Regions from separate parts of the Homo sapiens genome. Here region 1 is linked to region 2. Evidence: read pairs that join two places in POLR2A ChIA-PET (ENCODE). Cell type or tissue: GM12878. All regions are shown on one strand.

What was found. Peaks named below come from ENCODE experiments on the same cell type or tissue, not always from the same donor. Only the 100,000 strongest peaks of a DNase experiment are listed, where the experiment ranks them.
Region 1: POLR2A ChIA-PET joins it to region 2 with 7 read pairs; 1 of 35 experiments calls an interaction of 5 or more read pairs at or near these places.

The regions. Positions count from the first base shown.
Region 1 is chr17:50,005,667-50,009,666 of GRCh38, reverse strand. No RefSeq gene overlaps it. Among named protein-coding and RNA genes, the nearest start is that of DLX3, 12 kb to the right of the region's middle. RefSeq lists an enhancer at 1,805-1,884. In GM12878, no CTCF peak of the experiment used is centred here; a DNase peak (open chromatin) is centred at 2,046; H3K27ac peaks cover 838 bases.
Region 2 is chr17:50,452,581-50,456,580 of GRCh38, reverse strand. The region is part of intron 1 of ACSF2 (acyl-CoA synthetase family member 2); the gene reads right to left. Among named protein-coding and RNA genes, the nearest start is that of CHAD, 14 kb to the left of the region's middle. In GM12878, no CTCF peak of the experiment used is centred here; a DNase peak (open chromatin) is centred at 3,820; H3K4me3 peaks cover 321 bases.

The DNA.
Region 1 (4,000 bases), 450 kb after region 2:
GACAGAGTGAGACTCCATCTTGGGGAAAAAAAAAAAAAAAACAGAGGGAGCCTAAGAGACCTGTGGAACACAATCACGCATGTCAACATATACGTTTTGGTAGTCCCAGATAGAGAAGAGGCATGGGAAGAATGAATATTTGAAGAAATAATGGCCAAAACCTTTCCAAATTTGATGAAAGATATGAATCTACACATCCAAGAAGTTCAATGAACTGTACATAGGATAAACTCAGAGATCCACAATGTGACACATTCAAATAAAATACAAGTCAGACCATGTCCACTTCTCTGCTCAAAATTCTGCAATAATTACTCATCTCACTTTAAGAAAAACTCAAAGTCTTACAATATGCTTTGAGGCCCTTTATGATCCCCCAACCCCTGCCACATTGCCTTTCTGACCCCCCTCTCCTGGCACACTCCCTCATTCTTTCTGCTCTCTCTCTTTCTATGCTGGCCTCCTTGCTGTTCTTCAAACTCACCAGGTATGCTCCCACCTCAGACCCTTTGCACCAGTTCTCCCCTCTGTCTGGAACACTGTCCCTCACACATCTTCATGGCTCACTCTTTCACTTCTTTCAGGTCTTTGCTCACAGTCCATCTTCTCAATGAAGACTCTCATAACTGCCCTTCCAATACCCAATCCTCCTCATTCTGTCCTACTTTTTTCTTTTGTTCCAGAGTTCTTATTACTTTCTAATGCAATATATAATTGACTTCTTTATCACGAATATTGTTTTTTGTCTGTACTACCTACAAGCTCCATGAGGTCAGGGATCTTTTTTTGTTCATTGCTGAATGCCAAGAGCTTAGAACATTGGCTGGCATATGACAAACACTCAATGAATACTTGCTGAATAATTTAATTAGTGTGTATTTTCTTGGTTTTTATGTGTTCTTGCAAAATATGTACATGTATTTTATGTAAACATAATACATTTTTCATTTATTCATTCGAATGCAATATCATTCTTACATTTCTCCTTCAGAACTATATTTCTAAAATCTATCCATGTTTCTATGTTTTGTATTTTGTTACTGTGGTGAAGTACTCCATGGAGTATGTCTACCACATTTTACCTCTCCATACTCCAAGAATGGACGTTCTCCCTGCTACCATGAGTAACATACAATGAACATTTTCATACATGTTCCTTGGTGATCTGTGTGAGGGTTCTACCAGGAGCAAGACTGCTGGATCATGAGGTATGTATGTATCAGAGAGTTCAGAAACAGATGCACATTTCAGCCAACATGACACTAATAAGTTTTTGAATTTTTACCAATCTTACAGTTGTAAAGGGCTACCTCATGGGTGTTTTAATGTACATTTCTCTGATTACTAGTGAATCTGAGCATCTTTTCCTATATACACAGGGGTATATAGGTAACATCCTGAAAATTGCATGTTTGAATCTTTTGTCCTTTAATTAGGTTGCTATCTTTTTCCTTATTAAATTGCAAGAGTTTATACATAGTCTGAATTTTTCTACATATTCTTCTGTTTATTTTAGATATTGTGAACCTCTTTTCTCATTCTGTATACATCTATTCATTTTGTCTATGGTGTCCTTATTTGAATTGAAACTCTTAATGTTAACATAAAATTTTTCAATTTTTTATCTTTAGAGATTGAAGACACTCCCTACCCTAGATTACAAAGACAGGACACTGCATTTTCTTCTATTTTATACTTTCACCCTTTTTTTTTTTTTCTGAGATGGATTTTAGCTCTTGTTGCCCAGGCTGGAGTGCAATGGTGCGATCTCAGCTCACTGCAAACTCTGCCTCCTGGGTTCAAGTGATTCTCCCACCTCAGCTTCCCAAGTAGCTGGGATTATAGGCACGTACCACCACACCCAGCTTATTTTTGTATTTTTAGTAGAAATGGGGTTTCACCATGTTGGCCAGGCTAGTCTTAAACTCCTGACCTCAAGTGATCTGCCCACCTCAGCCTCCCAAAGGGCTGGGATTACAGGCATGAATCACCATGCCTGGCCTTTTTACCTTTCAGATTTAGAACTTTCATTCATCTGGAGTCCACCTTTGTATATCGTATTAGGTAAGGATCTAAACTTTGTTTTCTTTCTTTCTTCTTCTTTTTTGTTTTCGTTTTTGAGACAGAGTCTCGCTCTGTTGCCCAGGCTGGCGTGCAGTGGTGTGATCTCGGCTCACTGCAACCTCTGCCTTCCAGCTTCAAGCAATTCTCTTCCCTCAGCCACCCAAGTAACTGGGTGGCAGATGTGAGCCACCACGCATGGCTAATTTTTGTATTTTTAGTAGAGATGGGGTTTCACCATGTTGGCCAGGCTGATCTTGGACTCCTGGCCTCAAGTGATCTGCCCACCTCAGCCTCCCAAAAGGCTGGGATTATAGGCATGAGCCACCACTCCCAGCCTGAATTTTGTTTTCTCTGAGTATCTATTAAACAATCTATCCTCTCTCCCATTGATTTGCAGTACACCCTGGGTCTGTGGCTGAACCCTTGATTATATGCTATTACTCTATTCGTTCTTAAACCAATCATTATTACCATGCCTTATGGTATGTCTTAATATCTGCTAAGTCCTCCCTCTTTACTCCTTGTTAAGATTGTCTTCGATATTTATTAATATTTACTTTTTCAAATAGATTTTAGAATCATTTTTTAAAGTTGACTGCAAAACCAAAATAATTTTTACAAAGTCCCTCTATAGATCAGTTTTGGGGCAATTGACATCTGAACAATATTGAGTCATTTGTCCTACTTTCTACACTTATTCAGGTGTTAATCTCTCAGAATTTTTTTTGTAGTGTTCAGAGGACAAGGTTTATACATGTTTTAAGCTTATCCCCTTGTGTATTCTGTTTTTTGTTTGTTTGTTTGAGATGGAGTCTCGCTCTGTCGCCCAGGCTGGAGTGCAGTGGCATGATCTCGGTTCACTGCAACCTCCGCCTCCCGGGTTCATGCCATTCTCCTGCCTCAGCCTCCAGAGTACCTGGGACTACAGGCGCCCGCTACCACACCCGGCTAATTTTTTGTATATTCAGTAGAGACGGGGTTTCACCTTGTTGGCCAGGATGGTCTTGATCTCTTGACCTCGTGATCCACTCGCCTCGGCCTCCCAAAATGCTGGGATTACAGACATGAGCCACCGCACCCGGCCCTGTTTTTATTCTAAGTAGTATTTTCTTTTATCTTCAATTTCCTTTTTTTTTTTTTTTGCTAGTCTATTGAAATATATAATATCTGACCAAGTGTCCTGTGACCTTGATAAACTCACTTATTAGTTCAGTAGATTTTTTATAGATTACACATCCAATCATGTTGTTTGTAAATAAAGACAATTTTCCTTCTTCCTTTGCAATCTGTAAGCCTTTTACTTCTTTTTCTTGCCTTATTGTACTGACTAGAACCACAGCATAATAGAAATGGTCAGAGTGAACATTCTTGCTTCAGACCTGATGTTAAGGGTAAAGTTTTCAATTACCATTATTATGCTAGCTATAGTTTTATATTATTATATAACATTATTATATATTATATAATATTTTATATATTATAGCAGATTATGTAACACTGTTAGCTATACTTTTTAAAAACATATCCCTTATCAGATTGAGAAAGTTTCCTTTTATTCCCAGTTGTTAGAGTTTTTATCATGAATGGGTGTTGAGTTTCATCACACCCTTTTTCTGCATCTATTGAGATTATCATATAACTTTCTCCTTTATTCTGTTAATATGATGAATTATATTGATTGATGTTCAAATGTTAAATCAATCTTTTTTTTTTTTTTGAGACGGACTTCTGCTCTTGTTGCCCAGTGCAATGGCACCATCTTGGCTCACTGCAGCCTCCACCTCCTGGGTTCAAGAAATCCTCCTGCCTCAGCCTCCCGAGTAGCTGGGATTATAGGTGCCCACCACCACGCCTGGCTAATTTTTTTGTATTTTAGTAGAGATGGGGTTTTGCCATGTTGGTCAGGCTGGTCTTGAACTTCTGGCCTCAGGGGATC
Region 2 (4,000 bases):
TTGCATGTTTAGTAGAGACAGAGTTTCTCCATGTTGGTCAGGCTGGTCTCAAACTCCCGACCTCAGGTGATCCGCCCGCCTCGGCCTCCCAAAGTGCTAGGATTACAGGTGTGAGCCACCGCGCCCGGCCACCAGGTACCTTTTTATCAGAGGGTGCAGTGTTAAGGATGAGGCTGTTCCCATCTCTTGCAGGTCACCTGTCTGCTTGGCCAAAGCAGTGGATTTACCTCAGCTTCTCTCTTCAGGGTTTCTGTGCCAAGGCTCCAGGTCACTGGCCCTGAGTAGAAACTGAGGAGTACACTGCAGACAAGAGCCTTCTCCTCCATGAAGGACAGGAAGTCAGCCTGGGGGTTTGGATCTCCCAAGGGTGAGGCAACCCCTAAGTTAAATGCACGATGATTACTGGGGTTGGGGCGTGTCAGGCATTTCTAAAGGGGAAAAGTTTGAAGCTGTTCAGGACTCCGGACGGGGCACTCCACAGCTCATTCTGCAGCTGTAGTGCTGGGAAGACCACGTATATCTTCTATTGATTGTTCATGCCTTGTGAGGGACAGTTTCTGGGAGGAACAAATTTCAAGGCAGAAGGAGCAAAACTGGGTTGCCCTGTAAATGGGTGAGGCAGCCACTACCATCCCACTGGAGGGTCTGTCACGACAGGGGCTGATGGAAAGGCTGTTTTCTTAGACTCCTCACCTGGGAAGTGAGGACAAGCGTCACAGTGAAGGAGGAACACTGCTGATGCTCTGAAGCTCGGGGGACACGGGGAGAATGCACCAGGCCAGGGACTCGAGGACCCGAGGTCTCAATGCAGGTGTGCTGCTGGCTGGGTGGGTGATGGGTGTCTTATGTCACAGCTCCTCCGCCCACCCTTGGTTTTAGCTACAGCTGCTGGGGTGGCTCCTTGGGAGTCTGCTGCCTGCTCAGGAACTTCCTCAATGTGGGAGTCCCTGGTTCTGCAGGCCAGCCCAGCCTGGAAGAGGAGCTCATGCCTCCAGGGACAGCAGTCAACCCCATGGGGCTGGAGCTCCAAGTCTCCCCTTTTCTGGGAGGTATCTGTACCTTCTCAGAGGTCCAGGTGAATGAAGCTCTTGTTGCCTAGGGTGATGATGTTAATAACATCCCCTCATCAGCTTCCCCACTCCCTGTTTACTCTCTCTACTTCCTATCCCCACTTCCTAGGATCACTCTCCAAAATAAACTACCTGCACCCAAGTCCTTGTTCTCAGGAGAATTCAAATTAAGACACAGGATTTCTCCTTTCTAAAGCTCACCTTCCCCACCTATAAAGTCTGGGAACTGGCCAGGAATGATGAATCACACCTGTAATCCCAGCACTTTGGGAGGCCGAGGTGGGTGGATCACCTGAGGTCAGGAGTTTGAGACCAGCCAGGCCAACATGGTGAAACCCCATCTCTACTAAAAATACAAAAATAAAACAGGCGTGGTGGTGCACGCCTGTAGTCCCAGCTACCCGGGAGGCTGAGGCAGGAAAATCTCTTGAATCCGGGAGGCGGAGGTTGCAGTGAGCCAAGATGGTGCCACTGCACACTCCAGCCGGACGGCAGGTGTTCAGCCTCACAACAAGCATCCTCCTATTCTCACAATGACCAGGAGTCCCATTTAGTTTGGAACTTGGTTTTCCATTATTCACCATGGTTTTCAGACCAAACAGTGGTCTCCTGGAAATTCTAATTGGGAAATCGGCAGGCTGATTTATGGGGGAAAAAAAAAAATCCAGTTCAATTGGCATATGTGTTTTCTCCTGTGTCTTCACAGCGGCTCTGACAGGTGGTGTGACAGAAACCCCAATAGGTCCTTCTTCTCTCATGACACACCCTCAGACATCTAGCTGGCCACGTTGTGTGGAATAAAGACCAGGTTTCCAAGCTTCCCCGGCAGCCGATCTGGCCAGATGGTGAGGTCCTGGCCAGTGGGGTTTAAAGAGAGATAGTGTGTGCAACTTCAGAGAAGAAACTTTCAGAGGAAGGGACATCTTCTCTTTTTTTTCTTCCTCAGGCTGGAATGCTGCTTGTGACGGGAAAAGAATGGTAGCATTTTGGACCACATAGTGATTTGGGGCACCACAGAGCAACAAGAGAGGAGCCTGACGCCTGGACAGCAGGAGCTACCACACCAGTCACAGACTGGCTGTCTCCCAGATAAAGAAACTCCCATCTCCTTTCTTTTTTCTTTTTTTTGCTTTTGAAAATTAAATTATTTATTTTGGGATATTTGTAGATTGATATGCAGATGTAAGAAATGATATTCAGGCCAGGTACGGTGGCTCATGCCTGTAATCCCAGCACTTTGGAAGGCCAAGGCAGGGGAATTGCTCAAGCCCAGGAGTTTGAGACCAGCCTGGGTGACAGAGCAAGACCCTGTCTCTAAAAAAAAAAAAAAAAAAAAAAAAATTTGGGACGGTCTTACTCTGTCGCTCAGGCTTGAGTGCAGTGGTGTAGTCATGGCTCACTGACTGCAGCCTGGACCTCCCGGGCTCATGTGATTCTCCCACCTCAGCCTCCTGTGTAGCTGGGACTACAAGTGTATGACCCCATGGTTGGCTATTTTTTTGTATGTTTTGTAGAGATGGGGTTTTGCCATGTTGCCCAGGCTGGCAATTTTTTTTTTTTTAAATTAGCTAGGCATAGTAGCATGCACCTGTACTCCTAGCTACTTGGGACGCTGAGGCAGGAAGATCTCTTGAGCCTAGTAGTTCAAGGTTGATTACACCCACTGCACTCCAGCCTGGGCAACAGAGCAAGAGCCTGTCTCAGAAACAACAACAACAACAACAACAACAGCACACACACACACACACAAACCCAAAACAACAACCACAAAAAACTACAAAAAAGAAACAATACAGAAATAGCTCATGCATTCTTCAGCATCAATATTCAAATTTTCCCAATGTTAACATCTTGCAAAACTATAGTACAATATTATAGCCAGGATATTGATATTGATAATAGTCAAGACACACAACCATTCCCTTGCCCCCATCTTCTTTCAGTCACTCTCAGTTTGGGTTTCTTTGAGACACACTAATATAATCCTAGAAAAATGCAGGTGAGGCCGAGCGCGGTGGCTCACGCCTGTAACCCCAACATTTTGGGAGGCTGAGGTGGGTGGATCATCTGAGGTCAGGAGTTTGAGACCAGCCTGGCCAACATGGTGCAACCCCGTCTCTACTAAAAATACAAAAAATTAGCTGGGTGTGGTGGTGTGTGCCTGTAATCCCAGCTACTCAGGAAGCCAAGGCAGGAGAAGCTTGAATCCAAGAGGTAGAGGTTGCAGTGAGCCGAGATTGTGTCACTGCACTCCAGCCTGGCCCACAGAGTGAAACTCCGTCCCAAATTTTAAAAAAATGTTTAAAAAAATGCAGGTGAGTATCATGAACTCCCATTCCACAGGTAAAGAAGCTGAAGTACAAAGAGATCAAGTGGATCACGTGGCGGATGAACACCCGAGCCAGGAGCAGAGGACCCGGTGCAACTGCCTCAACGTTACAGCCATGCCTGCCCATGCCCCACCCTCAGATCTGGGAGAAAGGAGAGGGCATAGGTGATTCCTGTTCCTTCTGGTTTGGAATTTATCTCCTATCTGATCATCAGAGATAATATAACCTCAATTTTATTATTCCACAATTTCTACTAACTGATCCCAAGAAACTGGGACCAGGGTAGGGCAGGGTTGAGTTGGAAACAGGTGGCTCTTCCAAGGAATTAAAAGAGTTCTACAAACTCATATCAATGCAATGTGCTCATAAACATAGGACCCACCCATCATTTCGAAAGAGGAAGCATAAACAAACCAATTCTCCTTCCTTGCCCACACCACAAATGCCTGGGGCATAAAGGGTGGCCACTTCTTTTTCTTTCTTTCTTTCTTTTTTTTAACTTTATTTTAAGTTCTGGGATACACGTGTAGAACGTGCAGGTTTGTTACACAGGTAAACGTTTGCCATGGTGGTTTGCTGCACCTATCAACCTGTCACCTA